6 separate regions of the Homo sapiens genome follow, and all the other regions are linked to region 3. A link is a loop called in an ENCODE intact Hi-C map of the cell type or tissue named here. Cell type or tissue: CD14-positive monocyte. All regions are shown on one strand. Region 1 overlaps SLC38A10 (solute carrier family 38 member 10). Region 2 overlaps SLC38A10 (solute carrier family 38 member 10). Region 3 has its middle 3.1 kb from the start of LINC01971. Region 4 holds the start of BAHCC1 (BAH domain and coiled-coil containing 1). Region 5 holds the start of MIR4740 (microRNA 4740). Region 6 overlaps BAHCC1 (BAH domain and coiled-coil containing 1).

Region 1 (4,000 bases), 190 kb after region 3:
AACAACATGTATATTTTGAAACAAAGTGGCACCAGTAGTTTAATTTTAGATTAGCTTAGCAAACACTGTGTTTTTCATATTCATTATCTTTGGAATAAAAATATCCAAAAAATTTTTTCAGCCTGGGCAACATAGTAAGACCCCGTCTCTACAAAAAAAATTAAAAGTTAGCTGGGCATGGTGGTGCATACCTGTAGTCTCAGCTGCTCGGGAGGCTGAGGCAGAAGGATCACTTGAGCCCAGGAGTTTGAGATTACAGTGAGCTATGATTGCACCACTGCACTCCAGCCTGGGCAACACAACAGTACCCCATCTCTAAAAAAAAAACAACTTTTTTTTGATCAAGGAATTTTCAAACCCTCCCGTGCAGCCCTCCAGGCTGTTGTGTCTGAGTTGTTTGCCTGATATGGTTGGTGAGCCTGTCAGGGGAAGACAGGGCTACATGCCTCCAGAGCCCCCCGGGCAGCATCTGGTCTGGGCGTGGAGAATCCCAGCTTTCTGCCAGCCACCTCTGGGTGTTTCTGGACTGACTCCATGTCCCAGTGTCCACTGTGACTTGCCTGGCAGCAGAACTGCATTCTGGCATGTGGAGCAGTAGCTGGTCCTTCTCCTGCAAGTCAAAGACTGTTATCTTTGTTTTTTCAAGACGGAGTCTCGCTCTGTCACCCAGGCTGGAGTGCAGTGGTGCAGTCTCGGCTCACTGCAACCTCTGCCTCCAGGGTTCGAGTGATTCTCCTGCCTCAGCCTCCCAAGTAGCTGGGATTACAGGCATGTGCCACCACGCCGGCTAATTTATTTATTTATTTATTTATTTATTTGTATTTAGTAGAGACAGGGTTTCCCCATGTTGGTCAGGCTGGTCTCGAACTCCTGATCTCAGGTGATCCACCCACCTCGGCCTCCCAAAGTGCTAGGATTACAGGCGTGAGCCACCGTGCCTGGCCCCAAATGCTGTCATCTTTGATGCCTGTCGGTGAAGTGCCACCGTGGAAGGGGCTCTGGTTTAGACACCTGTGAAAGTACATCTTAGGGCCCAGACGATCCAGCTATCTCGAGCCTTGGACCACCTGCCATGTGGTGGACATTAGGCCCCTGCCAGAGCATGTGCTGATTAGCCGGGCATCTGCACAGACCTGTCAGGAAGTGAAGGACTAGAGACGTCCTTCTGAGTCCTGAGGGCTGCCCAGAGGGAGGCCCAGTTGCTCTGATCTGGCCGCAGCGTCTCCTCCACGGCAGCCTTCTTGGACTGGGGCGCAGGGAGACGCCAGCAGGCGATTTGGGGATGTGTGTGTTTAGTGTTTGGCAGCCTTGGCATTGAAAAACTTTGGATTAGTGTTTTTTTTTTTGTTTTAGTAGTTTTGATATATTTATATATATACATAGCTGGGCGTGTTGGCTCACGCCTGTAATCCCAGCACTTTTGGAGGCTGAGGAGGGTGGATCACGAGGTCAGGAGTTCAAGACCAGCCTGGCCAAGATGATAAAACCCCATCTCTACTAAAAATACAGAAATTAGCTGTGCGCGATGTCAGGCGCCTGTAGTCCCAGCTACTAGGGAGTCTGAGGCAAGAGAATCGCTTGAACCCGGGAGTGGAGCTTGCAGTGAGCCAAGATCGCGCCACTGCACTCCAGCCTGGGCAACAGAGTGAGACTCTGTCTCAAACAAACAAAAATATATATCTATATCTATATCTAGATAGATATAGATATAGATCTATATAGATTATATATATAATAAACATTGAAGTTTGACATACAAAAATGTGTACACACTTCTTTAGATGTGCTGTTGATGAATTTTCATATGACGAGCAAACCCGTGTGACTAGCTCCCAAATTAAGGAGCGTACTCTGTGGCCGTGGCGGCCTACCCGGGGCACACTGCTGACCCCTAGTGTGCCACGGTGGTGCTGCCTGGTTTGAACTGAGGTGGGTGGGTCCTGCTGTGCAGGTGTCTAGTGCGAGTGTCTGGCTTGCGTTCTGGTGTCCGCTGCACCGCCATGCGTGTCTGTGTGTAGTTTACCCCTGTGAGGCATTTACGGTGTCTCCTATTGGGAGCTCTTGTGATGCCCTGAGGAGTTGGACAGGCGTTGGCAGGGGGTGGTTTCTGCTGGGTGCGTGCCTGTGTGGAGTGGCCGGGCCCCAGGGTGCGTGTGCTCCGCTCTGGAGCTGCCATGTGGGTGCAGTGGTGCACATGCCGGCCCGCATCCCCGGTAGCATTGGGTATCGTGTCTTTTCCGCTGGAGCCATTCTGATGAGTGCTTGGTGATATCTCATGAGTTTTTGGTATTAATAGACTTACTTTTTTTTTTTTTTTTTGAGATGGAGTCTTACTCTGTCACCCAGGCTGGGGTGCAATGGTTCAATCTCAGCTCACTGCAACCTCCACCTCCCAGATTCAAGCAAGTCTCCTGCCTCAGCCTCCTAAGTAACTGGGATTACAGGCGCCCACCACCAAGCCTGGCTAATTTTTTGTGTGTGTTTTCAGTAGAGGTGGGGGTCTCACCATGTTGGCCAGGCTGGTCTCGAACTCCTGACCTCAAATGATCCACCTGCCTCGGCCTCCCAAAGTGCTGGGATGACAGTTGTGAGCCAGTGTGCCCAGCCGGACTTATGTGTTTGAGCAGTTTTAAGTCTACAGAACAACAGACTGGAAAGTGCAGCGCCCCCGCCCCCCTCACCGTCCAGCTAGGTTCACGTGACTGACGTCTCGCACTAGTGTGGCGGTCCTTGTGTTTTAAGTGTCACCTCGATGGAGGTAGTGGACATGCAGGAAGATTCACTCTCTTTTTATTTTCTCGAGGCGGAGTCTTGCTCGGTCGCCAGGCTGGAGTGCAGTGGCGCAATCTCGGCTCAACTGCAACCTCTGACTCCCTGGTTCAAGTGATTCTCCTGCCTCAGCCTCCCAAGTAGCTGGGATTACAGGCACACACCACCATGCTCAGCTAATTTTTGTATTTTTAGTAGAGATGGGATTTCACCATGTTGGCCAGGAGGGTCTCGATCTCCTGACCTCGTGATCTGCCCACCTCGGCCTCCCAAAGTGCTGGGATTACAGGTGTGAGCCACCGTGCCCGGCTGATTGACTCTTTTTAGGGTGCAGGTCATGGGCTTGCTGTGTAACCACCACAGTCAAACAGAACACACAGCTTCATCCCCCAGAGGGTCCCCATGTGCCCCTTTGTCATCAGCCAAATCTCCACACCCCCAGCCCCTGGCAACACTGAGCTGTTCCCTGGCCTAAAAGTTTGCCTTTTCTGAGTTTCCTGTAAACAGAATGACACTGTTTGTAGCATTCAGAGTCCAGCTTCCTCTGCTCAGCATGGTGCGTTTGAGTCCCATCCGTGTCATGGTGGGTGTCAGTAGTCATCCCTTTTTCCTGCTGACTAATATTCCCTTATTCGAATGGACCACAGTTTGTATCCATTCGCTTGTTGAAGGACATTTGGGTTGTTTTTCCATTTTTGGGTTGTGGATAAACCTGCTGTAAACATTGGCATACAGGTTTTTCATGAACACGTTTTCATTCCTCTTGGTAAGTGAATACCTAGGGGTGCAGTTAATCCCCAGGTCACACAGTAAGTGTCTATTTAACTTATGAGAACGGGGAAAATGGCATTTTTAATCTCTTCCAGAATGTGTTCATTACTTGTAGCTGTGGACTTAAGTGGCTAAAGATGGTGCATGTAGGGTGTGTGCAGAGAACAAGGGGGTATTAGTTGGCAGCACCCCGCTGTCCATGAAGACTTGAGGTGGGGACTGGGAAGGAGATGGCACCCCTGTGCTCTGCGCATACAGCTTCATCCCTGGACAAGGCGCGCGGCCACCACAGCAAGGAAATGGCCCTTTCAGTGCTAGGAAGTGTCGCGTTCGGCAGGAGACTGGGATGGAGCGGGGCCTGGGGGTGAAGAGGGTCCTCATGAGCCGCGTGTGTGGGGTGAGGGCCTCTGGGGAGCACCTGCTGCTGTGAACATGTGTTCCTGTCTCCACCCTGCAGTGC
Region 2 (4,000 bases), 200 kb after region 3:
ACTGAGGTCTCTGTATAGGGTTTCTGTAGCAGAGGCCCCAACTCCAGTCCTTGGCTGTGTCCTGGAAGAAGACCGGTGACCCAGGGCTGGGGAGGCCCCCATTTCTGATAGCCAGCTGTCTATTCATTCAAAGTCCCTGAAAAGTCAAACCAGTTTGGCTACATGTGAAGGACTGGAAGAAAATTGCCGGGTGGGTGCTCTTCTGTGCTGCCTGGAACTCCTGCCTGAGCTTCCAACCTTTACCTGCATGGGGTGACCGCAGTCCACTTCTGCCTGCCAGAAACAAAAAAGATTCCAAAACACCAAGTGTGTCTCAGGTTATGCCTTTGACACCAAACACGGTGGTTCCACTGCGTGAGCTCCGGACAGAGGCCCCTGGGCCCAGCTGCTCCGCGTCAGCTGCAGTGTGCCCTGGCTCGTCTTAGAAGTGGGGAGACCCGCGCTGGGAGAGGCGTCCCTGGGGAGGGTAAGATGAGACTCTCCTGGAGCTGAGGCGAGGCCCTTGTGCAGAGTGGACAGCAGCTCCACACTGCAGTCTTCAGGAGGCGCCGGGCTGGGTCCCGTCCTCGCACACAGACTGACTTTCCCTGGGACGGCTGGGTGGTTTCCTCCGAATGGCATCTGCCCCCACCCAGGCATAGGTTTGCGGTGTAATGGTTCCTCGGGTTGGTTAGCCTGGGGAGGTGGCCGCTGATCGCTTTACCCTCCCCGCTGTCCTCCAGTGCCATGTGCCAGCCTGGAGAGGTGTCGTTTTTTGTTGGTGTTTGTATATTTCCCTGTCCTATTTGCTGTTGCTGGTTGCAGGTGGTTTTTGTCGTTTTCGTCACCTTCTCACTTGCTGCTTCCTTGCCCTGCGTGTCTTGCTTGGACATGGACTTTTCTAAATCCCCTCTTCAGAAGACACACAGATACATCAGTCATTCAGCCTCCTTCAGCTGTCGCGGCTTCTCATGAAGCTGTTCTGAGCCCCAGACCCTGCCCTGTTGAGAGTTGTGCCTGAACCCTGGCATGCGTGGTCTGGGCTAGAAACCGCCTCCCCCAGCAGCAGGGACTGTTTGGCCCCCACGCGGCCTCTGAGTTCTCGGTTGTGAGCAGCGGTGTCAGGAGTGCTGCCCGCGTCCTTTCGTTGGGTGGTCCAGGCTTCTGTGGCTCCTGTGCTGGCTCTGGGGGAGATCTGACTGCACCTGGGGTAGGGTACACCCTGCATGGAGGCCGCGCCCTCAGAGCTCGCCGCTCACAGATACCTCCAGCCTGGCAGGGGCTGGGCCCGCACTGGGAGTCCACACTCGGGGGAGGGCTGGGTCCCCGGGACCTTGCTGGGCGCTTCAGCCTCTTCCTCCCTTTCTCTGTGCCAGTCCACGCAGGATGTGAAGGAGTGGGGTCAGTCCAACTGGGGCTGGTGTTTGAACCTGGGGAGGAGAAGTTGCCGAGGGATTGACACTGGGAATGGCGGGTGAGGGTTTGGCCCAGGTGGGGAAAAGAAGGCGCGTGGGGCCGTGTCTCAGCGTGGTGGGCTCTCAGGACGTTGTCCTGGGAACCAGAAGAGAGTGCTGCCCTGATTTCCTAGACAGCCTCCCATTTTCCCTTGCCAGTGGCAGGCATATTCCGGAACCTTCTTGGGCAAGGTGCGCTCGTGTTTGGAATATGCTGTAGAGACTCAGCTTCCTTTTGGAGAATGAAAAGGCACATTATGGCCAGGAGCAACTTCATGTTTGGAGCGCCGTGTTTTGTTGCTTCCGGGCTGTGCCGTCACTGAGGGGTGTGGAGGGCGTTCCTTGGTGACAGCAGGGCCCTGGGCTGTGGGCTGCTGAGGGGGCTCCTGGAGTTCTTAGTGTTTGAAACTCTCCACAGCCTCAGGTCAGCTTCTGGGGCCTGGCTCGGGTTTCCGTGTTGTGGGATGAACTCAAGGGGTGCCAGGCTTCTTCAGCGAGCCCATAGGCAGGTCCAGGAAAGGCCAGGGTGAGCCCTGGAGGTGGGGTCTTTGCTGCTCCCGGGCTCTGGCGTTTGGCAACGCTGTGCTTCTTCCTAAGTAGTTTAAAGTAATAAGGAGTGTTTTTTGGACCCATTCATAGTTACTAGCCTGTGTGTTTCCTGCTTTCCAAAGCTCATCAGAGGCCTGTAGCCCGTGGGAGGAAGGAAACCAGGGGCAGGAAGCTGGGGCTGCCGACGGGGCTGGGCCATCCTGCCACATGCACCGCATCTCTGGGTGCGCCTTGGAGCCGGGACTTCCCTTTGCCCTTCTCCGGCTGGGCCGTGGGGGAAGCGCGGGGGTCACCAGATGACCGCTCGGGGCCTGGGAGGGACCCTGCTGAGTCAGCGCCGTTTCTCATCTGCTGCAGAGAATCCCGCGGTCAGGGCGGAGAGAATGGCGGCTCCTTCCGCATTCGGCCGCCCCGTCGGGAACGCATGCTCCTCATCGGCAAGGCTCCTCATTAGCTGTCCACGTGGACACCACAAGCCCAGGGCTCTCGTCCCCTCCCTTCCTGAAGCACCATGCTCGAAAGGAGTCTCCATTTGTTTCTATAAATCCCAACCAAAGGGTGAAAATGAAAGCCCTCCGTCAGAGTCCCTCTGGTGCAGGCTGTGGCGCTCGGGTACCTGGGACCGGCACTGAACCCTCTGGGGACCTGCAAGCTCTGGCCAGCAGCACGGGGTTCGGCCGTGCTGGGCTGTGGGATGCTGTTTCCAGCCGGCCCCCAGTGGTCACCGGGTGGGAGGACTGCATCGCAGGGACTTGTCTCTTTGTCTGTTAAAAAATCTGATTGAGTGAAAGAAGAACCTGCCTCCTGTCCTTCCCTTGCTCTGTCTTTGTTTCTTGTAGTTTCATTTGCAGACAGTAGATCCAAAAATAACCTGGCAGCCAGAATTTGAAATACCCCTCATGCCCCGGAGAATCTGGGCCCGTGGGTTTCTGTGAAATCGCCCTTGACAGCTTGGCTCAGTACCTTTGTTCTGGACGAGCTTCTCACGCTGTTGGATTGAGTGTTCCTTTTTCTTTTGCACTAGCATTCCACGCCTACGGGAAGGCAGGCAAGATGCTGGTGGAGACCAGGTAAGCCCCGCCCTGCCGCTGCGCTTGCCCCCCACCCCCGCACCCAGACACTGGGGACCCTCCCGGTGGGAGCGGCAGTTTCATCCCCAGATTCACCTGTAACTTAGGTTTCTGAAGAGTCGCTAAATACATGAAAGTCCAATTACTTGTACCCTTCAGTGTTGTAAGAAAAATTTATGTATGGAAAACTCCAAGAACCTGGTAAACAGTCCTCCCTCAGTTGTAGTCTCTCAACACCATTCCTCAGCACCTCACCTACCCCTCAAACACCGCTGCATAAAGGTGGCATTACATTGCAAATGTCATATTTTTCTTCCTTTGGCATAAAATTTCATGAGATGAAAAAATTTATGAGATGAAAAAATCGCTGGGAGATTGCACTTCTAGGCTTCTAAATTAGGGAATTGTAAACTCAAACGAACAGCCTTTTTTGAAAGCAGTTGATTGTTCTCTTAACTTGACTAACATCGTGGGGCTTTTTCAATTTTTTTATTTTTTGAGATGGAGTTTTGCTCTGTCACCCAGGCTGGAGTGCAATGCTGTGATCTCGGCTCACTGCAACCTCCCAGGTTTAAGCGATTCTCCTGCCTCAGCCTCCGAAGTAGCTGAGATTACAGGCGCGTGCCACCAGGCCCAGCTAATTTTTGTATTTTTAGTAGAGACAGGGTTTTGCCGTGTTGGCCAGGCTGGTTTTGAACTCCGGATCTCAGGTGATCCGCCTGCCTCGGCCTCCCAAAGTGCTGAGATTACAGGCGTGAGCCACTGTGCCAGGCCCATCATGGAGATTTTTGTAACTTTTAGAGCCTCCGCAGAGGGGCGAGTATAATACCAGGCTGAGAAAAGCTGAGTGTCGTTTGGTGTGCATGCCAAGTGACATAGCGAGCGCCACAGAACCTGCCCGCGCCCTGTGAACTGGGGCGCGTTTGAAATCACATCTGTTGGCCAGGC
Region 3 (4,000 bases):
GCAGGAACACGAACAGTGTGCTCAACACGAGTTATTCCAAATGTTGACCACAACGATACTCACCACAGAGAAAAGGTGGAAACAACCCACGTTTCCATCCATAAATGAATAGAGAAACAAATGTGGTCCCTCCATACAATGGACTATGATTTAACGTTAAAAAGGAAGGAAATTCTGACGCACACCACGCACAGATGGCCTGAAAACATTATGCTAAGTGACATGAGCCAGTCACAAAGGACAACGTCTGTCTGATTCCACTTATAAAACATCTAGAATAGGCAAGTACAGAAACAGAAAGTAGGTAAGAGGTTGCCAGGGGTTGGGGGGAGAGGGCAAGGCCAGGGGCTGGGGAGAGAGGGAAAAGGAAGTTGGTGCTTAATGGATAGTCTCTGGAATGACAAAAAAGTTCTGCAGACGGATAGTGTTGAGAGTCTCACAACATGGTAAATGTACTCAATGCCTTTGAAGTGTACACTTAAAAATGGTTAAAATGGCAAAATGTATCACAGTTTAAAAAATTATGGGCCAGGCATGGTGGCTCATGCCCACATAATCCCAGCACTTTGGGAGGCCGAAGCGGGCCGATCACTTGAGGTCAGGAGTTCGAAACCAGCCTGGCCAACATGGTGAAACCCTGTCTCTACTAAAAATATAAGAAAATTAGCCAGGTGTGATAGTGGGTGCCTGTAATCCCAGCTACTTGGGAGGCTGAGGCAGGAGAATCCCTTGAACTCGAGAGGTGGAGGTTGCAGTGAGCCAAGATCACACCACTGCACTCTAGCCTGGGCAACAGAGCAAGACTCAGCCTCAAAAAAGAAAAAAAAAATGTAACTTGCCCAAACTAGGCCGGGCGTGGTGGCTCACGCCTGTAATCCCAGCACTTTGGGAGGCCGAGGCGGGTGGATCATGAGGTCAGGAGATCGAGATCATCCTGGCCAACACGGTGAAACCCCATCTCTACTAAAAATACGAAAATTAGCTGGGCGTGGTGGCGGGCACCTGTAGTCCCATCTATTCGGGAGGCTGAGACAGGAGAATGGCGTGAACTCGGGAGGCGGAGCTTGCCGTGAGCAGAGTTTGCGCCACTGCACTCCAGCCTGAGTGACAGAGTGAGACTCTGTCTCAAAAAAAAAAAAAAAAAAATTTAGCCAGGTGTGGTGGCATGTGTCTGTAGTCCCAGCCACTTGGGAGGCTGAGGTGGGAGCGTGGCTTGAGCCAGGGAGGTTGAGTCTGCCATGAGCCATGGTGGTGCAAATGCACTCCAGCCTGGGCCACAGAGCAAGACCCTGCCTTGAAAAAAAAATTTTTTTAAAATTTATAGCTGTAATTTCGGAAGCAGTGTGTGCACTGATGCCTGCTCCAAGCATGCTCTTGGTCTGGATGCGGCAGGATTTCAGTTCCAGGAAGCAGCTATTCTCTGCGCTAGAAGGCCGCTTCTCCCCAACAGAAAGGGCAGCAATGCTTCACCAGGTGTGTGCCTAACAGTTCTCAATCCCACTGGGAGAGCTGCGAGGGAAGTATGGCTCATTCGGAATGGACACACACAGGCGGCTCCAGTACAGAGAGGGGCTCTAGGCCCTGAAATGCTGTGCTCCTCGCAGGACACACAACTCCACGTGACGGGGATAACACGCGACACAGCTCCTGCATCGATGCTCCCCAGTTCCTGCCTGGCTGCTCCCCCAGCTCCTGCCTAGGTTCTCCCCTATCTCCTGGCCTTATGCTCCCCAGTTCCTGCCTTTGTGCTCCCCCAGCACCCCCAACCCAGAGTGCTCCTTCCCTCTGGCCAGGCCCCCTTCCCAGCCCCGCCCCTTCGGGGCTCAGGCGGGAACCGAGCTGGCTTTTTCCTCCCAACCAGAGCAGCTCCCTCTGGTTCCCAGGTTGCCTGCCCTTCCAGCTGGGAACACCGGCCTTGCAGGGAGGGGCGGGGGTGCTCACCACGAGGCGGCCACACAGGGCGCGAAGGGGTCCCAAGGCCCACCCAGGAGGAGCGCCTGTCTTTCCGTGGCGGGCTGCGCGCGCTGCCCACGCGGCCACGCTTGGAGCCTGGCAGGAGGCCGCCATCCCGGCCACGGCCGCTGGAGGGCGCCCCCGCACCGCTCCTGCCTGCCGGTTCCCGCGGGAGGGCGCCTGTGGCGGGCGCCGGAGGTTGATCTGCTGGTTCACGCCAGGATTGCGAACCGGCGGCCGGAGCGGGAGGCCGCAGAGCCGAGTTCAGGTCGCAGTCCTGACCCACCTGGCGGCGACTTCCTGTCCCGCGGCTGTGCTGCAGCTCTCCAGGTTGGGGTGAAAATGCAGAAACGGTCCCGTGGGCTAAGTCACGGACGTTCGTTTCTCACAGCGCCGCGTGCCTGCCTGCAGGCAACCGAGCCACGCACGCCGAGGCCGCCCCACCGCCCGGGGCCTGAACGCGCCGGCCCAGACCGGCAGCCCCCTCGGATCCTAAGACCTCTGCACCGCAGCGCAGGTGTGGGGGTCCTCAGCCGGCGCCATCCAAGCAAGAGCCGAGAGCGCGAGCGCCACGCCTTCCCCCACCCTCTGCCCTGCGCCCCTGGCTGGCGGTCCCTCCTGCAGCGGCTGGCCTGGAATTCGGGCTGCGGAAGGGGCTGCACCCACGCGGGGCTCACGCCATGGATGTGGGCGCTGGGAGGGTCTCCGGCTGTTTCCTGGTGCTGCCCAAGAAGCAGGTCCCTCGGCCAAACCAGCCCCTGTTCTGGTGCCCGCCGGTGCCCTCAGCCTGCGGGCCTAGAGGCCAGAGTGCTGGCGGATGGGCAGGTCCTGACCACGCCGTCCTCCCTGGGAGCTTACTGGTGAGACGCTCGTCTGCCTCAGGGGGCCCAATAATGGTCACTTGACATAAAGGGACAGAGGTGGTCTGTCCAGGGTGACGGTGACCACTGTCCTGGCATGTGACGGAGCCCAGGCCCTGGGCAAGCGCCATGCTGAGAGGGGCTGGCCGCCCGCTGCCGGTGGCCTGACTCAAGAAACCTCGCTCCCCTGAGCGGCAGCTGGAGGAGAGGCAGCGGCAGTGGACCTCTGGGGACGGATTGGAGGGGTGGCCCTGCGGCCCTTGCTTGGGCAGGAGGGACGCTGCAGCAGCTGCTGGAGCTCCCAGGCAGGGGCTGTCCCTCGGTCAGCTGGGTCACAGAGCAGCCGGCGCCTGCGTCATTCTCAGCCTGCCCGAGGGGGAGGCTTCCGCTCCAGGTGGGTGACCCGGGGCCCTTGCTATTACCCCCACAATGTTTCCTCTTTCCTCTCTGCCTCCTCCAGCCTCCCTAGGCAGCCTCCTCTCTTTCTCTGCTGGAGCCTCCCAGCTTCCGGAGGCCTCCTTGTGAGAGCAATAAAATGTCTTTGAAAGGAGGCTGGGATGTCCAAAGGGTCATCACAGGGCTGGGGGCTGAGAAGCCCAGAGGTGGCTGGGTAGGAGACACAGGCCTTGGCGTGCTTTCAGGGGACACACAACAGGGACAGTCCCCACTGACTTTCCTCCCACTCCCCCTCCACTAACTCACCTCCCTCTTGTCAACACGGGGGGTCTCCTGCCCTGGAACATTCAGGGAAAGAGGTGCGTCTGAACCCCGCCTGGGGAGACAGACGCCCTCAGGCTGTCCTCTTGGCTCCGCTCCCCTCTTTCCTCCTGTTCACCGCTCCCAGCCACCCCGATGGGGCCTGTTTAATTGATTCAATTTGTTCAACAGTAAAAACACTCCACAGATGTCAGCCTCCCAGCACCCCACCCCTGGGGAGCCGCAGACACCTGCCAAGCCTCTGGGGCTGGGAGTCCTTCCATGGGCCACTAACACCAGGATCTGGGGGAGGCCTCTGGGCCTGGGAGCTCGCGTGGGTGCCCCCGCTCACCAGACCAGAGCAGCCACTTCAGCCCAGGGACTGCTCCGTGAATGGCACCAGTGGCGTTCTGAACAGTGATCTGATGCAAATATGTCCTTCTGAAGGATTTAATGTTTTTAGACTCCCAGGTCTGGGAGGATGACCTTGG
Region 4 (4,000 bases), 89 kb after region 3:
GGGAGGGAGGTCAGAAACCTGCAGCTTCAAAGGCGCCGAAGGCCGGAGAGGGGCCGGGGGCTGCGCACGCGGGGGTGCCAGGCTTCCTGGCGGCCTCCAGGGAGTCGTGTGTGCTGTGCTTTTGTTTTGTGGTTGTTTTTTTTTTTTTTTTTCTCTCCAATAAGAAATTTCAAAGTTGAGAAAGCGCGAGCTGCCGGCGATTCTCGGGACGCGGGCTCGGCTACGAAGCAACAATTTTAATCTCCCACCCCCTGCGGGCGGATCGCAGGCCCGATTGTTCCTTTCTCACCAGCCTGCTCGACTTTTTAAGCAAACAGGAGGTGGATTACTGTCGCCTGCCTGCGCCGCCACGGCTCTGACCGGATTGGAGAGAGCTTTTCTTTGTGTTCTCTCCTCCCGGGGAGAGGCCGCGCCGCGCCTCCGCGTCTGCCCGCGCCGGGCTTCGGGGGCCTGGGGAGCCTGAGGCGGCCAGGAAGTGGGGCGAGGAAGGGCGGCCACACGGCCCGAGCTGGGAGTCCCACAGTCCCGCAGCGGCGACGCCGCCACCCGCCGAGTGCCGAGGCCCGGGGCCCACTCCCAGCCCAGCTCCAGGAGAGGCCGCGCCGGAGGACCGCGAGGACGGCGCCGCAGCGCCAGGTCGGGCTGAGGTAAGGGAGGAAATGGAGCGAAAAGTGGCGGCGGGCAGAGGGCCCCGGGCGGGCGGAGAATCGCTGACGAGGGCATTTCGGAAGGAACTGAACCTAGGAGCACAGGGCTCCCTCCCGGGAAGGCAGGGCGTGACCCTGGAGCCGCCGGTCCCTCTTGCCGCGGCCCCAGGCGTGGCTGGCGCGCTCCAGGATCTGGAGCTTCTACAAGTTTGCTTTGTTTCCTGCTTTTGCATCTAAAAACCCGCTCTCTCCTCGCCCGCCTGCCGGAGACCAGGACTCTGGCCCGTCTGCCTCCCTCCGGCGTCGTCTCCGGGAGCGCGGGCGCGGTGGGGCCTGCAGGCCGGGCTGGGACCAGGCGCGCCTTGGGGCGCGAGTGGCTCGGCCGTCGCCGCAGAACCCGCTCCCTGCGAAACAGCCGCACCCGCTCCCTGGGAGAGTCATGAGAACTGGGGTCGCGCCTGACCCCCGCGCCCGAAGAAAACCAGCCCGCGGACCCCGCCACACGGGCCGTGACCCGAGCCCCGCGCGCCGTCCCGAACGCGCGCGGTGAAAACGCCCCGCTGCGCCGGCCTTGCTCGGTCCCCCTCCTCCACCCCCACTTCTCCGGAAAAAAAAAATTCTGAATTGGGAACGAAGACCCGAAAAACTCGCCATGACCATTCCCCTCCCCGGCCCCTAGCTTCGGCCCGGAAGGCCCCTCAGGGCAGCGGCCGTGGGTACCACGACCCGGCCAGTTCCCCTCGCCGCGGACCGACCGGGCAGGGCCAACCCAGGACTGTTCCGGGGAGGGGAGCAGGGTAGGGGAGCGAATGTTGGGGTTCGTTCGTGGGTCACCCAGAACTGGGCGCACGCTGGCGGCGCCCGGACTTCGCCTACTGTCCGCCCGGTGCCACCCGCGCGGCTCGCGCCAGACGCAGCCTGGCGGTCCCTGTCCTGTCTTCGAGTATTTGTTTTTAATGCTGGGTGTCGATCGAGACAACAAGCGCTCAGAGCAAAGCAAGGATGCATTACGGGGGTAATTTTAAACCGATCGATAAGATTTTTCAGAGAAAAAAAAATCGCTCATAGTCCATATTTTTTAAGAAAAAAAAAAGCCTCAACATTTTAACGGATTTTGTTAAAAGGGAAGATATATACTTCTTAACATCACAATCCTGAATTTCTTTTGCTAAAAAAAATGTAAAACCCCAAAGCCAGAATAAAAAATAAAATAATAATAAAAATACAAAAACAAAAAAAAAATGAAAGCAATTTCAGTTACTTACTGGAGGCTGTTTCCTGGATACAACTGAATGCAATACAATTAAATCAGTAAATGTGACTTTGTTTTGTATTCCTATTGGTATTTTCAATGTGCTGACTGTTGCACTGTAAATGCACCGCTTCCACAACAACGACTCTAGCGAGCCCATCCAGAGCGGCTCTCAAACCTGCAGCCTGGCGCGGCGAGCCACGGGCCCTGCATACTAATAAGCTCGTGCCACTCAGCCCGGAACAGCCAGCGCGCTGATTGGCCGCGCAGCCCTCCACGGCCGGGAGCTCGTGCCACTCATTCGGCGTAAACAGGCCTCCCAATAGGCTGGCGCCGGGCCAGGGAACTGCCAATCAGGAAGCAGCGGGGCTACTACCAAGCCCGATGGCGCCTAATTCAAGCCCGGCGACTGCGCAGCTCCTCTGCGCAGATCATTGCTGCTGAATGGGAATGTGGTGGCGCAGGGCGGGAGAGGGAGCTGGAGCGAGCGAGTGCGCGTGTCCCGGCGGAGGGGGAGGCGTAGACACAGACACAGACACACACACACACATATATGTTTAATCCAGCAGGTCTAACGTTTGGCTTCTGCCGCACAGAAGGCCAAGGGAAGAAACACCACCACCCCTTAAAAGTAGCTGCTTTTTCTCCCTGGAATCTGTCTGGCAGGTGGCAGGTAGGCCAGACCTCCAAGCCCAGAGGCCTCCCCAGGTTGCCTGGCCCATCTACCGCTCTGAAGCTGCTGCCTGCCCGGACCCGAGCTCGCGGATGCACGCACGCACGCCCGCTGCTTGGGCAGCAAAAGCTTTGAATAGCCCGTCCGGCTCTCTCCTCCCCATGACCTGGGGATCAGACCCTGGGAAGTGAGTTCTGAGTCTCCAGCCGTCTACATTACTGGCTCTCAATTTTATCTCCCTCTGCCACACTTTGCAACAGAGCAGCTACTAAAATGAAAATCAGGGATTTATTGAGAAGACAAGGATTGCCCTTTCTTCATCTACACCTAGATTTAGAAAATATTTTCAGTTTGGTAATGGGGGAAGCGGGTATGGTGTGGTAAACCATGTATAGTATTTCTCAATGCTGCTCCCTGTCTGCCTATCTGCTAAATCCTCACTCCAACTAAAGCAAGCCACTGAACAATTTTTATCGTAATCAGATGCAAACCACTTCTAAAATATTCCGCAAACAAATATTTCTGTTAGAATTTGGTTTCCCACCCAAATGCTATTTATTCTCAGGGAGTCGAGGTGATGTCTTAGTGGCGATGGATACATTTATTTTTGCTCCTCTTTCTCCATGTGAATCTCTGCCTCCCCCTCTGGGGGAAAAAAGGATATTTAAACTAGGAGCCAACTGACAGATTCACACGCATTCGAAATTCTCCACCGTCTCATTCCGGCAGGGACACGAAAGAGTTAAACTCAAAGCCTGTTGTCTCTCTGTTTCCCCGCCCCCACTCCCGCTCCCGCGGGACCGCTGGGATTGGTTGGCACTCCGCCAGTGGACTGTCCATCACCGAGTGTAAACAAGGCGCTGATTGGCTGTTGTCCAGTCCGCACTGGGCCTCCTGAAAAAAGCAATTACTGGCTCCGCGGTTTCAAGGCGGCCCAAGGCCGCTTGATGAAAGGAGATAAGCTGGGGACCGTTTCCAGGATCCCCGCGGGCCGACCGGGGCAGCCCGGGAGCCGAGGTGCGGCGGAGAGCCCGCGGATCAAAGGAATCTGGAGAGAAAGGGGAAGCGGGCGGCCGGCCCCGGCCGGCCTTCCCCCCCGCAGGCCACGCCGACCTGGGGTGGGGGGCTGCGGGCCGCGGGCGGGGACTCCGGGATTTCCCGCCTGCCTGAGTCGGGGCCTACGCCGGCGCCCGCTTCGGGCGGCTCGGCCCGGAGGGGAGCTCCGGAGAGCCCGGGGCTCGCAGGTAAGCACCGGCGCTCCGCGGGCCGGGCCGGGGACGCAGGACAAGGCGCGGGGCCCACCCCGGCTGGCTCGGGAGTGGCGGTCGCGCGGGCCCGGCTCCCGTCTCCGGCGTCTCCCGGCTCCGGCGGCCGGGACCCCCCGCGGCCGAGCCCCTGGCCAGGCCCCAGGCCGGCGCCTTCGGAAGC
Region 5 (4,000 bases), 82 kb after region 3:
TCTGTGGGGGCTGTTGAACCCTGTCTCACAGGGAGATGAGAGAAGATTTCTAAGAATAACCGGGGAACGTTTGGGGGGACGCGCGTTTTCCAGGGGAGATGTGCTATTTGCACAACGCCGTTCTCTGCCTGGCTCACTAATTTGCCTTATTACTCACGTGACCTGGATATTCCTACAGAAAGCGCGGCGGCTCCGTACCGGGATAATCAGACGTGGTGGCAGCACGAGCCCCACTGGGGGAAACCCACATTCCAAACAGGGCTTCGGCGGGGCGGGCGTGGCGGGCCACCGCCGCCGGTCCACGCGGCCCCACATTCCCGGATTCCCGTAGCTCCTTTGGGCTCGCGGCAACTTTGATGTCTAACTCTGTCACTTATGGAGCGGGACGGGTGACGTCTTCGGAAAGTAACTCTTTTCACACCTACTTAATGTTGCTAACTGTTGCAGAAACACTCCATCGTGTCATGGAGTTAATGAGGTATTTAAGAAAATGTATTTTTTTCTTTACAAAAAAATATCACATGATGAGGGAGAGGAGCCTGTGATGGGGTCTTTTCACACTAGGAAATTATCTTTTTTTTTCCTCTGCCAAGTTGGGGGTATTTTTTGGTTGTGTTTTTTGGTATTTTCTTTTTCTTTTTTTTTTTTTGAGATTGGCGGTAGGAAGCACTTTTTCAGCAGGAAAGAAGTAGTTTGCAGTTCTCCCACCAGAAGGAGCCTTCGCCTTTCTCCCACAATAACCCCAGGCTCAGAGCACCTGGTTTCCCAGGCTTCAGCAATTTACACCCCAAAGAAGACAAGAGAAGGGGCGGGAGGGGAATCTGAGCAGATTATTGAAACCAAGATGAGAAATAGTGCCTTGGTGGAGCCCTGGCCCCTGGAGAGGGGAGGCGTACAGACCAGGACAGGAGCGGGCCCAGCCAGAAGCCAGGACGGGGGGCTGTCTATGTGGGCCTCTCCCCAGGCCGGGGCTGCCTCGGATCACACACACACTCCCAGCAGAGGCGCCAGCCCCAGTGGCTCCAGGCAGTAGCACTGATGAAAAATCTTGGGTTGGTTCTTGTTGATTTCTCTTTTCTCCCCCCTAGATTTCACAGCTTTGCCTCCGGACCATCTGTATTAGAGACAAAATCTAACACTGAACTAAAAATAATGATTCCAAACATTTTAATTGCACCTTTTGGTGACAAGGTTACTGGAACAGCACTTTACCATAAAACCTGCGGCCCGAGTCTAAAGCTCCCAGCACTTTCATTTTTAGAAAAACAATGGAAGAAGCCTGGGAGCCCCATGTCCCCACCCATCAGGGCCCCTCAGACTGACATTCTGAAAGTGTTGGGTGGGGTTGGGGAAAGGCAGCCCCGGCAGCCAGCAGGAACAGCCTCAGTCCAGCCGGGGTGGCAGTGCCAGGCCAGACAGGCACAGGAAGAGCAGCCCAGCAAAAAGAGGCAGCCTCATGGAGGCCAGGGCCTCCATCCCCGATGGTTGGATTCTACTCCCAGACAGGCGGGAAGAATCCGGGTCAATTTTCCTTTCCAAGGGGCAGTCAGCAGAGGGAGGGGCGGGCTGGCTGCAGCTGTGGCCTGCGGACTGAAGCCATCCAGGAAAATGGGAAGCAAGGCAGCCAAACCAGCCATGTGGAAGTCCGCACACAAGACGCAAAAAAATTGTTTAACGTAATTATGCTTTTTTCTCTCTAAACTAGATCATATATAGACACAGACCAAAGCAAAGTGATCTGGGGTATAATTCTTTTTTTAAAAAAATACATGCAGCTAAATTTTAAAAACCAATACAATATTCTGGCTCTTAACAATTTCAAAAGGCTTTCTTTCAGCTACAGATGCTTCTAGCTGGATGTCTGCATGACCAAGTTGCCCATCACAAATGGGTTGAACATCTCCGAGCACAAGCGTTCTCTTCGGTCCGCAGGGGGGAGGAAATGGGGCCTCCAGGGACGGGGACACATGACCCTTCAGACCCTGAAAGAGGCAGCCCCGAGGGGCCTCCAGCGCCCTCTAGAGCACCCTGCGCTTGGGGAGGCTGGGAGGACCTGGGATCAAGAAGAAGCAGGGAGGACACAGGCCAGGCCAGAGCCCAGAGCCGTTTCTCACAGCCCTCCGGGGCCTACACGCCAAGAACCACGTGGCCAAACTTAGAATGAGCAAGACAAAGGGCTAGGCCACCCGACCAGGCGCCCACCTACCCGGGTGCTGCCTAGACCTGGAAGTAAGGGCAGAAGGGGGAGAATGCAGCTGGCCTGGACCTGGCCAGGATGTGAGCTGGGGCATGGGGTCAGGGAGAGTGCTGACCTGACCTGATGGGGAATTTGGCCTTGCCTCCCGGAGGGGACAGCCCCAGCCTGCCTGTGCACCAACATGCAAGCCTCAGTGTCAGGGGCCCCTGTCTCTGTCGTGCTGTTACTTGCCAGGCTGGAGGGCACGGTACAGTGGAGGTGGGGTGCACACAATCCCCCTACCCCCAGTGGGGGCCACCAGCCTTCAGCCAGAAGAGGGGCTGGTGGGGAGGCTGGCGAGCTGTCCCTTCTGCCAGGGCGGCCCCAGCCTCAGCGCCCCGTGCACCTGAGCCGGGTGGGCAGCAGCTCCCATGCAGGGGCAGGAAGACAAGCTTGATAACCACAGGGACAGCAGAAGAGATATTTTTAAATCACCCATCGCTCAGGCAAGTGCTTTTTCTCCTTCTCTTTCCAGTTACAAATCTAGAGGAGAAAAAAGAAAGGGAGAAAAAGAAGGAAGGGCAACAGAGAGAAAAGGGCAGCCTCGCCAAAGGCCCAGGCAGGGAGGGAAGCGGGTGTGGGCCAACCCGGGAAGTGCTGGGGAGACCCCTCCACTGGGCGGCTCCCCCATTCCAATCTCCTGGCGCTGCAAATGCTGGAAGCCCGTTAGCAATTAAGCAATTTCAAGTTTGTTTTTTTCTAGAAAATGTACGTTTTTCTTTGAGTGCCCTCCCTTTTTCCGACGTTTTCCTTTCTAGCCCCGTCTCTGCCATCCGTTTTAATCCACACACTAATTGTAATCCCATTAAAGCAGATATAATTTTATTAGTATTCACAGTTCATCAAGCTACCAATAATAACTGTTACTGCCAATTTTGTTTTTAAAAGCGACAAACATTTCTGATGTTTAGAACAAACTGTAAACAAAAGCCACCCATGTACCAGGGTGACCCGGCGGGTCCCTAGCGCAGCCCTGCGCGCTTCCCCCGAATCTACCCGCGCCGCCTGGTGACCTCTAGGGCTTCAGGCGTGGTAGCTGCCCCTACCCTGACCTCCCTCGACACTCATATCAAAGCCACCGGGAAGAGGGCTGCCCTGGAGGCCTGGGCCCGCTCTGCCAAGGACTGATCCTCTCGGGCAGGGAGTCAGAGGGGACCGCCCGAGAGGATCCGTCCCTGCGAGGCCCAGCACGGCGCCCCACGCTCTCCTCTTGGAGCAAATCCGCCTCGCTCTCCTCTTGGAGCAAATCCGCCGCACTCTCGCCTGCACCGAAATCCTGAGCGCCGCCCCGCGCCACCCCCAGCCCGCGCCCGCGCTGCCCTCCTCCCCGGGCCGCAGGCTGAGAGGCTGGGCCGCACTCTGGCCACGCTTTGTCCGGCTTTAGCGGGATACCAGAGGCACTCGTTAAGGCAAATGCATCCCTGCAAACCCATTCTCGCCCTGACACTTTAAGGCTTTATATAGAAACAGGATTTGCTCGTCTTACACCAGCAGTCCCTATTAACGCTCGCCCGGCGCACACACCACTCTAATCCGCGAGGCCGCGGCGTACCCTGGTCCCCTCCCCCCGCCACAACAGCCGTTTTGTTTCCGCAGAAAGCGCCTCGTTGTCCCAGCCCCGGAACGTCTTAGGGAGGTGAATGCAGAATGCAGAAAAGAGGTTTCCGTGGAATTTAGATCTGCAGGAGGGGGCGGGGGAGGGTGGCGAGGCGCGGAAAGGCTTTAATTTCAGCCGGCTCCGGGGCTGCCCCTCCGAGACCCCCG
Region 6 (4,000 bases), 55 kb after region 3:
CAGGCTCTCAGTCACACACAATCCTCAGCCTCAGTTTCCTCAGCTGTAAAATGGGCGCAAGCACCACTGTGCTGTGCAGCATTGCCAGGGGGAGGCAGGTGCCATCCCAGGGCCAGGCTCATAACAGAAGTGCAGTCATCCTGCCCAACCTCAAGCCAGGGCTGGTCCTGGGAACCCTGAAGCTGCAGGGACCAGGCCCTTTATCCAAACCAGGGGTGGCCCTCTCCCCAACCTCCCTGGGGCTCAGGTTCTGCCACCTGGGATGTCCCTATCCTGGCTTCCCCAAGTCTGTGTCTCCCCTAGCCACCTCCATACAGCCCTCTGCCAGGTGTGGACCTGGGTGCTGGTCACCATGGCCACGGGATGAAACCCCTGCACTCAACAGTGACTGGCAGCACTCAGCCAGGCCGTGAACATGAGGCTATGCATAAAGTCTCAGCGGGCTGGGGGTTGGGAACTGCCAGGGCCTGAGGGCAGACTCCAGTGGGGACAGGAGGCTGGGACCCTGGCAGGGTGGCCGGCCAGGGCAGGCCACGGTGAGGGGCCGAGGGTATGGGAGGGCTGGCTCCCGAAAGCCATAGGACACCTCCGGAGGGGGGATCATAGGCCTGGATGGGGCAGCCGCCCTCTGGCTGAGAGAAGCTGGCGGGAGGTAGCCGGCCCAGCAGAGCCCCTCCACCCCCACGCTGGGATCCCCACGCTGTCCCCTCCACCCCCACGCCGGGACCCCCACGCTGTCCCCTCCACCCCCACGCCGAGACCCCCACGCTGTCCCCTCCACCCCCACGCCGGGACCCCCACGCTGTCCCTCGCATCCCAGCGGAGCCAGCTTGTCCCCACTGGCCCAACTCTCCCTCGCACATGGGCAGGGACAGCAGGTCTAGGCAGGGCAAGGGCCACACCCCCCACATAGATGTGGTAGAAACGTCAGTGCTGGGGTGGTCAGCGGGCCTGTGGGAGACAGACCAAGAAGCTGTTTTAGCCACCGAGGAAACCGAGGCCGGGAGAGGAAGGAGGAGCTGAAGGGGTCTGGGAGGAAGCAGCAGGTCCCTGGCAGGCATCACAGGAAGGATGGAGCTGGGGCCCCAGTACCTCTGAGGACACTCGGGGTGGGTGGGCGCTGGTGGGACCTCTGTCCCTTAAACAGATGTGGTCCCAGCTCCTGCTCACTCCCAGCAGCACCAGCGAGTCCTGAGACCTCAGAGGGGACGAAGGGGACAGAGGAGCAGCTGGCAGGATGCAGGAAGCTGCGGGGCTCCGTTGGCAGGGAGTGCTCGGCATGCGTAGCCCCGGACCCCCAGGAGCTGGCCAGGCCCAGTGAGAAGTGGCCGCTGGTGGGGCGTGGTTCTGACCAAGAGGCCGGCCAGGCGGAGAGCCAGCGCGTGTGTGTGCCTGCCGCCCCCATGGCTCCCCCCAGGTGGCACAAGAGACCACGAGTGGCCTCAGTGGGGATCTCAGCAGCCCCTGCCCCCACCCCTTCCCAGCTGAGCCCCCCAGGAACAGAATCCTCTTTCATTGGCCCTGTGGGTGGTCCTGGCCAGGCAGCTGGGGGGCGCGGTGGGGAGGGAGGGGACCAGGCCTGCTGACAATAGGGCCAGCTGTGTGTGCCCCCACCCCTGCTCTCATCCTCATCCACCCAGGACAGGCTGCCCAGCAGGAGCTCACCTCTGCCCCTGGCCAGTTCCGCCTCCCGCCCCCACCCCAAGCCCCAGAGAGGCCCACCGCTGGTGGGAGCGCGAGCCTCGGGTAAGCTGCGGGCCGGGAGGAGCTGAACAGACAGGCTCTGCCCAGGCCAGATGTTCCGGGCGGCTCCTCCAGCTCCGGGCTGCCTCTGCTGCACCCCCAGCTGCTCCCCCGGGGAAGCAGGAAGCCCTGGCCCGCTCGAGGGGCTGCCCTGCAGATGGGGAGAGAGGAGGCCCCGCTTGGCATGGGGGGTTCCTGGGGCTACCCCAACCTGGGTTCCTGGTGGCCTGCCCCACCCTGGCCTACCTACCCTCAACGAAAGCCCTGGGCTGGGGAGGGGGTGGCAAGCTGGCTTGGCCAGGCACCTGCCTCCTGCCCATCCTGGGCCACTAGGAGGAAACGTGGGCAAGGCCAACCGCCCAGGCAGCCCGCTGTGCCTGCTGGCCCCCACTCTCCGGCCGAGTCGCGTGCCCCCCACCCACCTCACTCCCCTTCCCCCATGAACACACACGGCAGAGAAACAGGCCCGGCGCACGGGGAGCCAGCTGGCACCCTGTCAAACTAGCAGCCAGGCATGCTGCCCGGGCAGCCAGCCAGCCTCTCACCCTGGCCCGCCGGCCCTGGCCTCTGCCGCTCAGCTCACAGCGCGGCAGCTCCATGTGGTCTGTCGGGGAGCACGGCTGCGTGGCAGGGAACCCCCGCAGGGAGGGGAGGGGATCCCGGGGGGTGGGACAACTGAACTGAAGGCAGAGCAGGGGACAGCAAGCTGGAGCACGGGCCTCGCAGGTGTGTGGCCTTGGAGGCTCTGCCACCCTCGGGGGGCACCCACACCCATCCTCAGCCCCGGGTGGGCCTTGCATTCTGGGGCCCAGGCGGGCGGCTCAGAGGCCACGCCCTGCACCCCCTTGTCCCGCCTCCACCCGTGCTGGTCCACCCAGCCCACTGTCCCGCACACGTGCCCACCCCCACCTGACACGGACAGCGGGAGATGCGTCTCGCCCAGCCAGGGTGCCAGGTGCCCAGCAGGGTGGACAGGTGAACCTCCTCGGTGTGACACAGCCAGGGCCACTGTGGGCACTGTCCTCTCCTCCGGCTCAGGCCACCCCCGCCTGGAGGAGCTACTTCCCTGGGACGCAGATAGAAGGGGCTCAGAGGCCCAGACGCCAGGGGCTCACGTCGACACTTGTGGCAGGACATTGGCTTCCCACCCAGCCAGGGGGACTCCCAAGGGCTCGGGAGCAGATGGAACCCACCGATGCCGGGCCCCATGTGAGGGGCTGAGAAGTGGTGGGGGTCCCCGGGGTGGGATGTGGGCAGCTCCGCCCAGGCAGCCGTTGGCACAAGGGGAAGTGAGTGTCTAGAGGCCGTTGTGGGTGCTGTCTGCCTGTGGGCCACCACACACCCACCCTCTGAGCAGCCCCCAGAGGGGCGGGACGGGGGCTCCAAGGCAGGTGGTGCTACCCACAAACGGCCCTCCTTGCTGCTGGGGTCCCCCAGGGTGGGTGGAGGGAGTGGGGTAGGAGCTCTCTCCTGGTGCAGAGAGCATTGGGGATGGGCTGGTGCCACTTCTGGGCCCTGACTAGGGGCCACCACTGCCAGGAGGGGAAACCAAGTCAGTGGTCCTAGGTGGATCTGTGCACCTGTGGCTGGGCCAGGACCAGGCAGCGGCCGTTGCGTCTGTTGTGGGGGGTTCACCACGGCTGCCGCAGGCCTCCCCTTCCTGCTCCCCCGGTGCCAGGCCACCCTCCTCCCTCCCACAGACATCCTGGGAGCCAGATGCTGTGGCTGGCCGGGGCGTTTGCCCACAGACACAAAAGGCTGAGGCGGGGTGGGGCATATGAGCCAGGAAGGCGGGGCCCCCACAGCCAGCCCAGGAGCCATGGCCAGCCTGGTCTCCCCTCCAGGAGGCCGCTAGTAGTGCAGGGGTGGGAGGAAGGGGCAGGGGAGTCTGGGCAGGGGAGTCTGGACCGAGGACCCCATGCTGCCCACCGCATCCCAAGGTAGCGGCCTCCCCTGCACCCAGGAAGAGGCCACTCCTTATCGCCTGCCCAACATGTGCGCCCTGAGCCGAAAGCCCAGATTATTTCAGCAACTGTCCCTCACTCGTCACCTGTTCTGTTTGGAAAACAGCCCCTTTCTTGTTGCACAAAGAGAGGTTTCTCTGCTTCCAGCAGTGCCGGGTGCTAATCTCCCTGCCTGGAACGGGGCGGTGGCGTGGTGTGTGGGTCCGCGGCGCTCTGTAAACACGACGCCCGCCGCTCAGCAGTCATTGAGTTACGGCAGTGCTGGGTGCCAGGAGCGGAGAGCCCTGTGTGCC

The links. A loop is a pair of places that touch in the nucleus more often than their neighbours do. Peaks named below come from ENCODE experiments on the same cell type or tissue, not always from the same donor. Only the 100,000 strongest peaks of a DNase experiment are listed, where the experiment ranks them.
Region 1: a loop joins it to region 3, with 3 times the contacts of the local background. A loop is called at or near these places in 78 of 110 quality-filtered maps.
Region 2: it touches region 3 in a loop (2.5-fold over the local background); 75 of 110 quality-filtered maps call a loop at or near these places.
Region 4: it touches region 3 in a loop (2.6-fold over the local background); 88 of 110 quality-filtered maps call a loop at or near these places.
Region 5: it touches region 3 in a loop (6-fold over the local background); 87 of 110 quality-filtered maps call a loop at or near these places.
Region 6: a loop joins it to region 3, with 2.4 times the contacts of the local background. A loop is called at or near these places in 41 of 110 quality-filtered maps.

The regions. Positions count from the first base shown.
Region 1 is chr17:81,289,806-81,293,805 of GRCh38, reverse strand. It overlaps SLC38A10 (solute carrier family 38 member 10), which reads left to right. Exons shown (of 16, transcript NM_001037984.3): 2 at 3,998-4,000. Among named protein-coding and RNA genes, the nearest start is that of SLC38A10, 3.5 kb to the left of the region's middle. In CD14-positive monocyte, CTCF peaks have their summits at 1,713 and 1,913 (motif pointing left); a DNase peak (open chromatin) is centred at 1,865; H3K4me3 peaks cover 120 bases; H3K27ac peaks cover 1,535 bases.
Region 2 is chr17:81,283,902-81,287,901 of GRCh38, reverse strand. SLC38A10 (solute carrier family 38 member 10) reads left to right here. Exons shown (of 16, transcript NM_001037984.3): 3 at 3,007-3,052. Among named protein-coding and RNA genes, the nearest start is that of SLC38A10, 9.4 kb to the left of the region's middle. RefSeq lists a silencer at 1,959-2,253 and an enhancer at 2,080-2,409. In CD14-positive monocyte, no CTCF peak of the experiment used is centred here; a DNase peak (open chromatin) is centred at 2,271; H3K4me3 peaks cover 3,284 bases; H3K27ac peaks cover 3,685 bases.
Region 3 is chr17:81,482,560-81,486,559 of GRCh38, reverse strand. No RefSeq gene overlaps it. Among named protein-coding and RNA genes, the nearest start is that of LINC01971, 3.1 kb to the right of the region's middle. RefSeq lists a silencer at 1,813-2,222, a cis regulatory region at 1,580-2,377 and an enhancer at 2,281-2,931. In CD14-positive monocyte, CTCF peaks have their summits at 1,886 and 2,086 (motif pointing right); DNase peaks (open chromatin) are centred at 209, 2,139 and 3,169; H3K4me3 peaks cover 1,788 bases; H3K27me3 peaks cover 1,304 bases.
Region 4 is chr17:81,393,548-81,397,547 of GRCh38, reverse strand. It overlaps BAHCC1 (BAH domain and coiled-coil containing 1), which reads right to left and starts at 2,091. Exons shown (of 28, transcript NM_001377448.1): 1 at 1,913-2,091. RefSeq lists enhancers at 136-744, 745-1,353, 3,437-3,994 and a silencer at 3,379-3,648. In CD14-positive monocyte, no CTCF peak of the experiment used is centred here; DNase peaks (open chromatin) are centred at 677, 1,476, 2,187 and 3,437; H3K4me3 peaks cover 4,000 bases; H3K27ac peaks cover 3,935 bases.
Region 5 is chr17:81,400,131-81,404,130 of GRCh38, reverse strand. All of the region lies in intron 2 of BAHCC1 (BAH domain and coiled-coil containing 1), which reads right to left. It overlaps MIR4740 (microRNA 4740), which reads left to right and starts at 3,353; the gene lies at 3,353-3,415. RefSeq lists enhancers at 1,335-1,860, 2,160-2,339. In CD14-positive monocyte, no CTCF peak of the experiment used is centred here; a DNase peak (open chromatin) is centred at 2,020; H3K4me3 peaks cover 2,218 bases; H3K27ac peaks cover 697 bases.
Region 6 is chr17:81,427,776-81,431,775 of GRCh38, reverse strand. The region is part of intron 3 of BAHCC1 (BAH domain and coiled-coil containing 1); the gene reads right to left. Among named protein-coding and RNA genes, the nearest start is that of MIR3186, 21 kb to the left of the region's middle. In CD14-positive monocyte, no CTCF peak of the experiment used is centred here; a DNase peak (open chromatin) is centred at 2,325; H3K4me3 peaks cover 895 bases; H3K27me3 peaks cover 1,521 bases.